Regions from separate parts of the Homo sapiens genome. Here region 1 is linked to region 2. Evidence: read pairs that join two places in POLR2A ChIA-PET (ENCODE). Cell type or tissue: GM12878. All regions are shown on one strand. Region 1 has its middle 38 kb from the start of LINC01728. Region 2 overlaps LOC101927200 (a long non-coding RNA gene).

Region 1 (5,000 bases), 120 kb after region 2:
TTGAACTCCTTAATCATCAACAAGGTTGAGTATCTTTTCTTGTTGTTTCTTATTTGAATGGCTTGTTCATTTATTTTGCCCATTTTTCTACTATGTTGAGCTATTCTCTTCTTGATATGAGAGTTCTTTGTACTGTAGAGATGTTGGATCTTGGTTCCTTGCAACCAATTATCTTTTGATTTTGCTTATGGTATATGTTACCATTTAACATTTTTATGTAATAAAATAAGACTTCTTATTTAGGGTTTTATATTCCCCAAGTTTTATATAGATATATTTTTCCTACCATTTTAAACATTCAGAAAATATATACCTCGCTCATCTCTCTGGAATATATTTTGGTATTTGAAGGAAGTTTGGAATTTTTTTTTCCTCCCAAATGTGTAGCCATTTATCTCAACATCTTTTTTTTTTTCGGATGAAGTCTCACTTTGTCACCCAAGCTGGAGTGTAGTGGCGGAATCTCGCCTCACTGCAACCTCCACCTCCAGGGTTCAAGTGATTCTCCTGCCTCAGCCTCGTGAGTAGCTGGGATTACAAGCACCCACCACCATGCCCAGCTAATTTTTGTATTTTTAGTAAAGATGGAGTTTTACCACGTTGGCCCCACTGGTCTTGAACTCCTGACCTCAAGTGATTCACCCACCTCAGCCTCCCAAAATTTTGGGATTACAGGCGTGAGCCACTGCGCCCAGCCCCTATATATTTTATTGTATAATCCATAAACTTCTGACTAATTTGAACTCTGCCTTTATTACAAATTAAACTTTGGTATACACTTGGGTGTAATTTGGATTATCCATTCTGTTTCCCTCATTTGTCTGTTTCTTTAGGCAACACAATATGTTATTGATTACTGTAGTTTTATAATACTACAGTAATTTTTAAATATCTGGTAAGGAAAATCCCCCTTTAATGTTCTTTTTAAAGGATTTTTACAGCATTATACATTTATTTTTGGGGGCAGAATTTAGAATTATTTTTTGTTAAAATCCGAAAAAGTGTTTTTGATATTTTAATTTGGATTGCATTAAATTTTAGACTATTTTGAGGAGAATATATATTTTTATGGTGTTAGATCTACATACAAGGTACCTATCAGTATTCATGCAGTCTTTTCTTATATGTTAAGTTTCTAAGCCGTGCTTTACATTTCTCTGCATTACAGGCTCTGCACGTTTCCTATTATGTTCATCCCTAAGAATTTTCTGGGTTTTTTTTTTTTTTTTTTTTTGCTATTGGGAAATGAATCTTTTATTCCATCATATTTTCTAACTAGCTGTTACTTATATATGTCAGAGTATAGAGGGAGGAAGTAGTCTCTGGTGGTTAAACACATGGGCTTTGGAATAGGACCACCTGGGTTTTCATCCTGGCTCTGATATTCAAAGCTGTGTGAATGCAGCCTGGTGACGTCACCTCTCTGAGCCTATGTCCTCATTTTTACCATAAGGATAAAAATAATACCTATTTCATGGAAATGTTCATGTTACATAGTAAGTCCTTAACAAATATTAGCTATTATTTAAAATTTTTGTAATAAGCCATTTTAGTGAGCTATTCTATTGTATATATATTTTCTAACTTATTATATTGTTATTCCTGTATTATCATATTATATTGAATTATTATTTTATTTCTAATGGTTTATCAGTTGACTCTCTTAGATTTTTGGGAAGGTGATTATATAATATATAAATATTTTGCTGCCTTCTTTCCAAAAGTTATATCTTATTTTATTTTTTCTGTAGAGATGAGGTGTCGCTATGTTGGCCAGGCTGATCTTGAACTCCTGGCTTCAAGAGATCATCCTGCCTCGGCTTCCTAAAGTGCTGGGATTACAGGTATGAGCCACTATGCCTGGCCCCTCTTATATTATTTTCTTATTTACTTGTGGATGCCCTGATTCTGTTTTATCAGAAGAAATGCTCCTATGGCTGAAGTTTTGAGTAAGATGTTAGTTATTGGAGACATAAATATGTCTCCATACAGTAGTTATCTATAGATAGCTAAATACCCAGATATTTAGCTTACAAAAGTTACAAAATTATTTTTAACTTCATTATAAATTGATATTTCATTTTAGCTAATACCTTTTGGGAGGGCATGAAGGAGATGACTTTGTCATTTTTCTATTTTAACCCATTGATATGGTAAATCATATCTATAGATTTCCTAATATTGAACCATCCTTGTAGTCTTGGTGCAAACCCCTGCTTGGACATATTATGGTAGTTATATGATGTACTGTTGTAAGTGATTCATTAATATTTTATTTAATGTTTGGGATCAATTTGCTTTTTTCTTGTTGTTTTCAGCTTTTAGTGCTACTTTTATGCCTGCTTTATTTAAAATTCAAAAAAATTCTTCTTTCTAAATGCATTGGAACACTATTTTTATTCCTTAATTATATTTTTAAAATTGTATTTTACCATACAGTAAAATTGACTTTATTTGGAGAGTGTACAGTTCTATGAGTTTTGACAGATATATATATATAATCAGCACATATCAAGGCATAGGACAATTCCATCATTACATAAAGCTCTCTTGTGGTTGCTAACCAGCAGGGAAGGCAGAGGAGGAAGGGAGGGAAGAGGAGTAAGAGGAAGAAGAAGAAAGAAAGATGGAGGGAGGGAGAGAAAGGGAAAAAGAGAAAGAGAAAGAAAGGAAGGGAGGAAAGGGGGAAAAAGGGAGGAAGGGAAGGAGGGGGAGGAAAAAAGGGAAAGAGAGGTGAAGGGAAGGAGAGAAAAGTGTGAGAGAGGGAGGAGGGAGGAAGGGAAGGCTGAAGCAGGGAGGAAGGAGAGGAGAGAGAGGGAGAGGGAAAGGGAGAAGGGGAGAGAAGATGATGATGATCAGAAGGAACTTGTGGAACAGAATCAAACATTCCTCAGGGGTTCCCAGAATTGTTTTTATGGGGAACCTAGCAGAAGGATGGATTATGGTTGGGAAGGCTAAGAGTCATAGTAATTTGGATCTTAAAATTACTTTCTGGTCAAAGACTGTTGAAACCTGAGAACATATTGGTGAATGTTTGTTTGGAAGTAACTGTTGAAGCCTATTAATTTTCTTCTGAATACAGCTTTAACTGTTTCAGTTTATTTGTCCTTTCAGCCAGGAGTTGTTGGTGGGGAGAAAATGTCTGAATTTTTATTTTTTGGTTTGCCTTTACTATTAATTTATGCTTCTATTGCATGAAGTTCAGAGCTTGTGAACTGTACTATATCTACTATACAAATCTAAAAGATATGTACTATATCTTTTAGATTTTTTTAGGTTTCCTTTGTAGCCTAGCACATGTCAAATATTCCACTGGCATGTGAAGAAAAGGAATATTCTCTGTTTTCTGTGGACAGAGTTTAACATATTATATATACACATATTTGATCAATGTCATTAATTATATTATTTAAATTATTTATAGCTTTAATTATTTCTGAGAGGAGGGAGTTAAAGTTTTCTATTCTTGTGTTTCTCCTGATTTCACATTGTATTTATCTAAGAGTTTTTGCTTCATGTCTTTTGATGTTACATTATCTGGAATGATGTCATTGACAATCATTCTCATTGTGTTTTACATCCTTTATCAGCATGGGTAATGCTTTGTCTCATTTGATAATTTTTTTGGTTTCATTTCAACTTTGTTGATATTAGTGTCATGAATCCTAATTTCTTTTAGTTCATATTTGCCCGGCAGGTTCCCAAAAATCATTTCTTTAAAATTCCTTCCCAATCCTTTCCTTTTCTCTCACTCCCTCCTGCCCCCATCTTAACTATCCAGTTACTGATATAGTTTATCACATGTTTTTACTTTCTAAAAAGAGATATATTTATCTCTCTTCCTTGATTTCTTAGCTCAAGATACAAAACAATGTATAATAGTGTATAGTGAGTCTCTACCATAAAAAATTACAAGATCTGTGGATTCATACTTCCTCCTTATTTCAACTTTGTTATGATCTGAGATTTTTATCACAGGCCATTGTAGGTATTCCATTTTAATTGTTTATTTTTACATAATATAGATTTTCTTTGAGGAGTTATAATTTTGACTTAAAATTAAATTTCACAGTTTTTGAGGCTTGATTTTATATTTAAAAGGATCCAAGATTCACTTTTTTTTCCCCCCGAGATAGGGTCTCACTCTGTCGCCCAGGCTGGAGTGCATTCTTGCAGTCATGGCTCACTGCAGCCTCCACTTCTGTGGCTTAAGTGGTCCTCCCATCTCAGCCTCCTGAGTAGCTGATGGTACAGGCATGCGCCACCACACCCAGCTAATTTTTAAATTTTTTGTGGAAACTGAGTTTCTCTATATTGCCTAGGCTGGTCTTGAACTCCTGGGCTCAAGTGATCCTCCCACCTCAGCCTCCCCGAGTGCTGAGATTACAGATATGAACCACTGTGCTGGGCCCAAGATTCACTTCTTAACCTCTTCTTTACCCTTCCTTCAATAGCTTTCCTATTCCTGACTTCTTTATTTTGAATTATCTTTTGGTTTTCTGGGTTTTATTATTTTCTTTTTCTTTTTCTTTTTTTTTTGAGATGGAGTTTTGCTCTTGTTGCCCAGGGTGGAGTGCAATGGCGTGATCTTGGCTAACCGCAATCTCTGCCTCCTGGGTTCAAGCAATTTTCCTGCCTCAGCCTCCCGAGTAGCTGGGATTATAGACATGCACCTCCATGCCTGGCTGATTTTGTATTTTTAGTAGAGACGGGGTTTCTCCATGTTGGTCAGGCTGGTCTTGAACTCCCAACCTCAGGTGATCCACCTGCCTCATCCTCCCAAAGTGCTGGGATTACAGGTGTGAGCCACCTTGCCCGGTCTGGGTTTTATTATTGAAAAGCATTTTTTAAAAGAAATGTTGATGAATCCTACAGTCCCTGAATTTAGGTACTTCTATGCACACAAGGAAGATTATGTGAGATGATGGATATGTTAACAATTTGCTTGACTGTAGCAGTTATTCCATTGTGTATATGTACATCAAAACATTTTATTATAC
Region 2 (5,000 bases):
GGGAATCTCAGTGGACATCAGCACAGATCCAAGAAGGCCTAAGGAAAAGCCAACCATGAACCTTTGCTTCACTCAGTGTCTCCCAGGTGCAGCCTTTTCTCTTTAGCACCTGTTGCTACCTCTACCAGCTAGTTTCCTGTGGAACTAGTTGAGAAAACTCTGTTTTAAGGTTTTCTCGTATTTCTTGGGGAGTAACTATTTGTTAAGGGTCATCAGTACTCATTTCTCAGGTATAACCTCACTCTGCCTCACCAAGGCTAGAGTGCAGTGGTGCAATCTCGGCTCACTACAGCCTCTGCCTCCCGGGTTCAAGCGATTCTCCTTCCTCACCCTCCCGAGTAACTGGGTTTACAGGTGCCCACCACCATACCCAGCTAATTTTTGTATTTTTAGTAGAGATGGGGTTTCACCATGTTGGCCAGGCTGGTCTCGAACTCCTGACCTCAGGTGATCCACCTGCCTTGGCCTCCCAAAGTGCTGGGATTCCAAGCATGACACTGTGCCTGGCCAAACTCTTCCTTTTTTTTTGAGACAGAGTCTTGCCCTGTCGCCCGGGCTGGAGTGCAATGGCTTGATCTCAGCTCACTGCAACCTCTGCCTCCCGGGTTCAAGTGATTCACCTGCCTCAGCTTCCCGAGTACCTGAGATTACAGGCATGCACCATCATGCCCAGCTAATTTTTTGTATCATTAGTAGAGATGGGGTTTCACCATGTTAGCCAGGCTGGTCTCAAACTCCTGACCTTGTGATCTGCCCGCTTTGGCTTCCCAAAGTGCTGGGATTACAGGCATAAGCCACCGTGCCCGGCCAACTTCCTCCTTTTTTTAAAAAATTAGAGACGGGGGTCTTGCTTAGTCACCTAGGTTAGAGTGCAGTGGTGCAACCGTATCTCACTGTAGCCTGGAACTCCTGGGCTCAACCAATCCTCCTGCCACCACACCTGGCTAAGATTTTAAAATTTGTTTTAGAGACAAGGTCTCACATGTTGCCCAGGCTAGTCTTGAACTCTTGGCTTCTGCCTTAGCCTCTTGAGTAGCTGGGATTACAGGCATGAGCCACAGTGCCCAGTTGACCTCTTCCTTTTCATCTCTGGGCCTATCTGTGAGTGCTGAGCTGCTTCTCTGCTGGAGTGGAGTGTGTCCGTGTGGCTTCTGTCTGATGCTGAGGCTGTCTCAGTTCAGGCTGGATTCTCTGTCCTTTTGCTCTTGGAGACTTGGTTATCGAGGGACCCAACCAAGGAGTGAAGCTGTGTAGTGACTTTACTGATGCGCCCAAGGGTTTTTCTCTTTGTTGTAGCAGCCCAAAGTTAGCTGGACCTCAGGAACAACCCACACCTCATTCCAACATCAGCGCAGGAGGGCGTGAGATGTGGCCACAGCCTGTGGCACCATGGGATGGGCCAGCCCTCCTGCCCCTTCAGCAGGGGCAACATCAGCGCTGAGCTTTAGTCCTCAGTGATACCTGGTGGCATTTGCTTCTCTGCCACCTGCTGCTTTGAGCTTTTCAGTTTTGTGGAGTTCTACTGGTATTATGCTAGAGTTCTTCCAGAAGTAGACCCTAAGATGAGATTTCAGATATAAGTAGTTCATTCGGGAAGTGCAGGTAAGGCTGTGGAGAAAGAGTAAGGAAGATACATTTATAGATGTACTCACATACCAATATTTAAAACTAATAAGAGTCAAAAATTATAACAATTTTTTGTATTTTCTTTTCTTTTCTTTTTTTCTTTTTTTTTTTTTGAGACAGAGTTCTACTCTTGTTGCCCAGGTTGGAGTGCAATGGCGTGATCTCGGCTCACTGCAACCTCCACCTCCCAGGTTCCAGCGATTCTCCTGCCTCAGCCTCCCGAGTAGTTGGGATTACAGGCATGTGCCACCACACCTGGCTACTTTTTTGTATTTTTAGTAGAGACGGGGTTTCTCCATGTTGGTCAGGCTGGTCTCAAACTCCCAACCTCAGGTGATCCGATCCCCTCGGCCTCCCAAAGTGTTGGGATTACAGGCGTGAGCCACTGCACCCAGCCTTTTTTTGTATTTTCTAAAGTTTTAATGGGCATATTTTTCTGTAACAAGAAAAATCAAGCAAAAATTATATTTAGAAAAGCATGGAAACTAGTAAAGACTTTCAAAGGTCAAAGTGTGAAAAATCCCCCACGTGATTCAGCTGTCTACTTCAGTGGGCATCTGAGGCCTTTAGGGGAAACTGTGGGAAGTGATACAAAACACTCAACTCAGAACTACCCCACCCAAGGGGTGGGGGAGCTGGGGCATTTACACCCCAACCCTCAAGAGAGTCATTTGTTAAAAGCTATTTCTGGGGTTGTGAGATAGGAGGTGAGACTTGACTCCAGAGGTGGGGCTCAAACACTGGTCTAGATTGAGGACTAGCTAAAACAGGGCTGGGGTGAAGGCAGCTTTCAATCTGACACAGCCACCAGTGTGTTAAGTCAGTTTACTGTTGCCATGGCAACACCCAGGGTTACCACCCCTTTTCAAAGCAATGACCTCAAAGTTACCACCCTTTCCTTAGAAATTTCTGCATAAACTGCCCCTTTATCTGCATGCAATTAAAACTATGTGTAAATACGATTGCAAAAGTGCCCTGAGCAGCTACTCTCTGCCAATGGGGTAGCCCTGCTGTGCAGGAACAGTCACAGAGCTATAACACCGTCTTTTCAATAAAGCTGTTTTCTTTTACCTCTGGCCCTTGAATTCTTTCCTGGGCAAAGCCAAGAACCCTTGTGGACTGAGCTCCACTTTGGGGCTTGCCTGCCCTGCATCATAAGGTCTTTGGCAGTTCCATCCTGTCAGGCATGGGCAGTTCTGGGAGCAAGAGCCTCATTTCTAGTTGCAGAGGCTGGAAGTGGAAGCTGGCCAGAGCACACTGAAAAGTCACAGGGATACAGGTGGGGTGCAGGCCACTTGTGCCATGGGTCCCTCCAACTTAGAGATTCATGTCTTCTTACTTGGTGACTTACGGGGTAGTCAGTCCCACAAATGCTTAAACAGCCAGCATTTTAAAAAAAGCATCCATTTGTAGCATCTGCCAATTTCCATGTTGTCAATATTCCCACCATGGCCAATTTCAAGCTACCAGTGGTTTAACAGCAGTCAACAGGCGAGGAAAACAGGTAAAGTAACACTCCTCGAGATAGACCTGTAGCAAGTGACAGAGTTGGGGGTGCAGCCCAAGCCTGCCAAACTAAAATACTCTTGCGCCCTTTTTTTTTTTTTTTTTTTTTGAGATGGAGTCTTGCTCTGTCACCTAGGCTGGAGTGCAGTGGCAAGATCTCAGCTCACTGCAACCTCTGCCTCCCGGGTTCAAGTGATTCAGCAGCATGAAAACAGACTAATACAGCCATGTTGGTCTGGCTGGTCTCCAACTGCCAACCTCAGGTGATCTCCCCATCTCAGCCTCCCAAAGTGCTGGGATTATAGGCATGAACCATCGCACCCGGCTTACTCTTGCACTTTTCGTGACATCAGGTTCAGGTGAGCTCAGGCGTTTACGGTGTTGACCTTGTGGGTCAAAGATCTCTGGTGGGAAGACAGACAGACATCCTTCTGATCAGGATACAGTGAGTGCAAGGATGAGGGGACAGCTGGCTGCTGTCTTTCAGATAAAGACTGAGCTGGCCTGGAGGATAAGCAGGAACCAACAGGCTGTAGGAAGGGTGTTCCTGGCAGGTGGACCAGCATGAGCAAAGCACCGAGGCAGTAAGAGCGGCTGGGCTGGGGACTATATATGAGATGTCCCCTACAAAGTGGGCTGGCAGGGGAGGGGTGGAAATGCACATGGAGTTCAGACCTGAGGGCATCCTTGCTGGGTGCTGAAGTGACGGGTTGCTGAGGAAGGCTTCAAGTAAGGAAGTGATGTGGACAGGTTTCCATCTTATTTTCTGTCTCTGGGGCCTGTGGTTTTAAGAGCAGCAAGAAAGGCAGGGGGCCTGGTTAGGGGGCTAAGGAGGCAGAGATTAGCCTGGAGTGGTGGCTCATGCCTATAATCCCAGCACTTTGGAAGGGTAAGGTGGGTGGATCACTTGAGCCCAGGAGTTTGAGACTAGCCTGGGCAACATAGTAAGCCTCCGTCTCTACAAAAAATGAAAAAATTAGCCAGGTGTGGTGGTACACGCCTGTGGTCCCACCTACTATGGAGGCCGAGGTGGGAGAATTGCTTGAGCCCAGGAGGTTGAGGCTGCAGTGAGCTGTGATTGTGCTACTACACTGCAGCCTGGGCAATAGAACTAGAACTTGTCTCAAAAAATAAAAATAAATAAAAATAAAAAAGCAGAGATTAGAGAAATCTGCCCAGAGAGGTGGTTTATAGAAGCCCACCCACACAAAGCCATGGTCTAAGCACAGCTGGACTGTACAGGAACCCAAGCACACAGCAACCACCATTCTCAAGCACAACAGGAGGATCCCCTCTGAAAGACCAGGGCAGGAGAACACATCCCAGACAGAGGACAGGACCCCCTGCCAGCCCTTGCCAGCCCCTCCCGGCCCCTCTCCCCTGGTGAGGGCCACACTGCTGCAGAGGGTAAGGAGAATTGGATTCAAAACCTAATAGACTGGTGGCTTTGAACAAACCAGTGCCCCTCCAGTGCAGGCTTCTCATCTGTAAACTGAAGACTGACTAGAAGATCGTATTAAACACTGCCGTGCTCAGGGCAATCTTTTCCTAGACTACGCATTTAGCAAAAGTGAAGCTGATTGAATTGAGAAGTAAATTCTAGCCCTATTGTTTCAGCTATCCTGGTCTTTCAGCCTTGTGGAAATGTGAGTGAGTCGGTGTGGGCCAATTCCACCAGACACAGCACTGGGCCGGTTCCTCACTCTGCGGGGTCCGCCTTATGTTCCAGTTCACCTCAAGGGCTTCTAGCATGTGTCTGGCCTCCTCGCTGGTTTACATGTGAATATAGATTTTCCTGTGTTTTTCCTTTGACCATTTTAGCAAGCATTTGGCAGGGAGCAGTTAAATGGATCCCAGAGTCAGTCATC

Evidence for each region. ChIA-PET counts read pairs that join two places held together with the same protein. Peaks named below come from ENCODE experiments on the same cell type or tissue, not always from the same donor. Only the 100,000 strongest peaks of a DNase experiment are listed, where the experiment ranks them.
Region 1: POLR2A ChIA-PET joins it to region 2 with 10 read pairs; 5 of 35 experiments call an interaction of 5 or more read pairs at or near these places.

What each region holds. Positions count from the first base shown.
Region 1 is chr20:43,854,589-43,859,588 of GRCh38, forward strand. No RefSeq gene overlaps it. Among named protein-coding and RNA genes, the nearest start is that of LINC01728, 38 kb to the right of the region's middle. In GM12878, no CTCF peak of the experiment used is centred here; no DNase peak of the experiment used is centred here.
Region 2 is chr20:43,734,514-43,739,513 of GRCh38, forward strand. All of the region lies in intron 1 of LOC101927200 (a long non-coding RNA gene), which reads left to right. Among named protein-coding and RNA genes, the nearest start is that of GTSF1L, 10 kb to the left of the region's middle. In GM12878, no CTCF peak of the experiment used is centred here; a DNase peak (open chromatin) is centred at 2,328.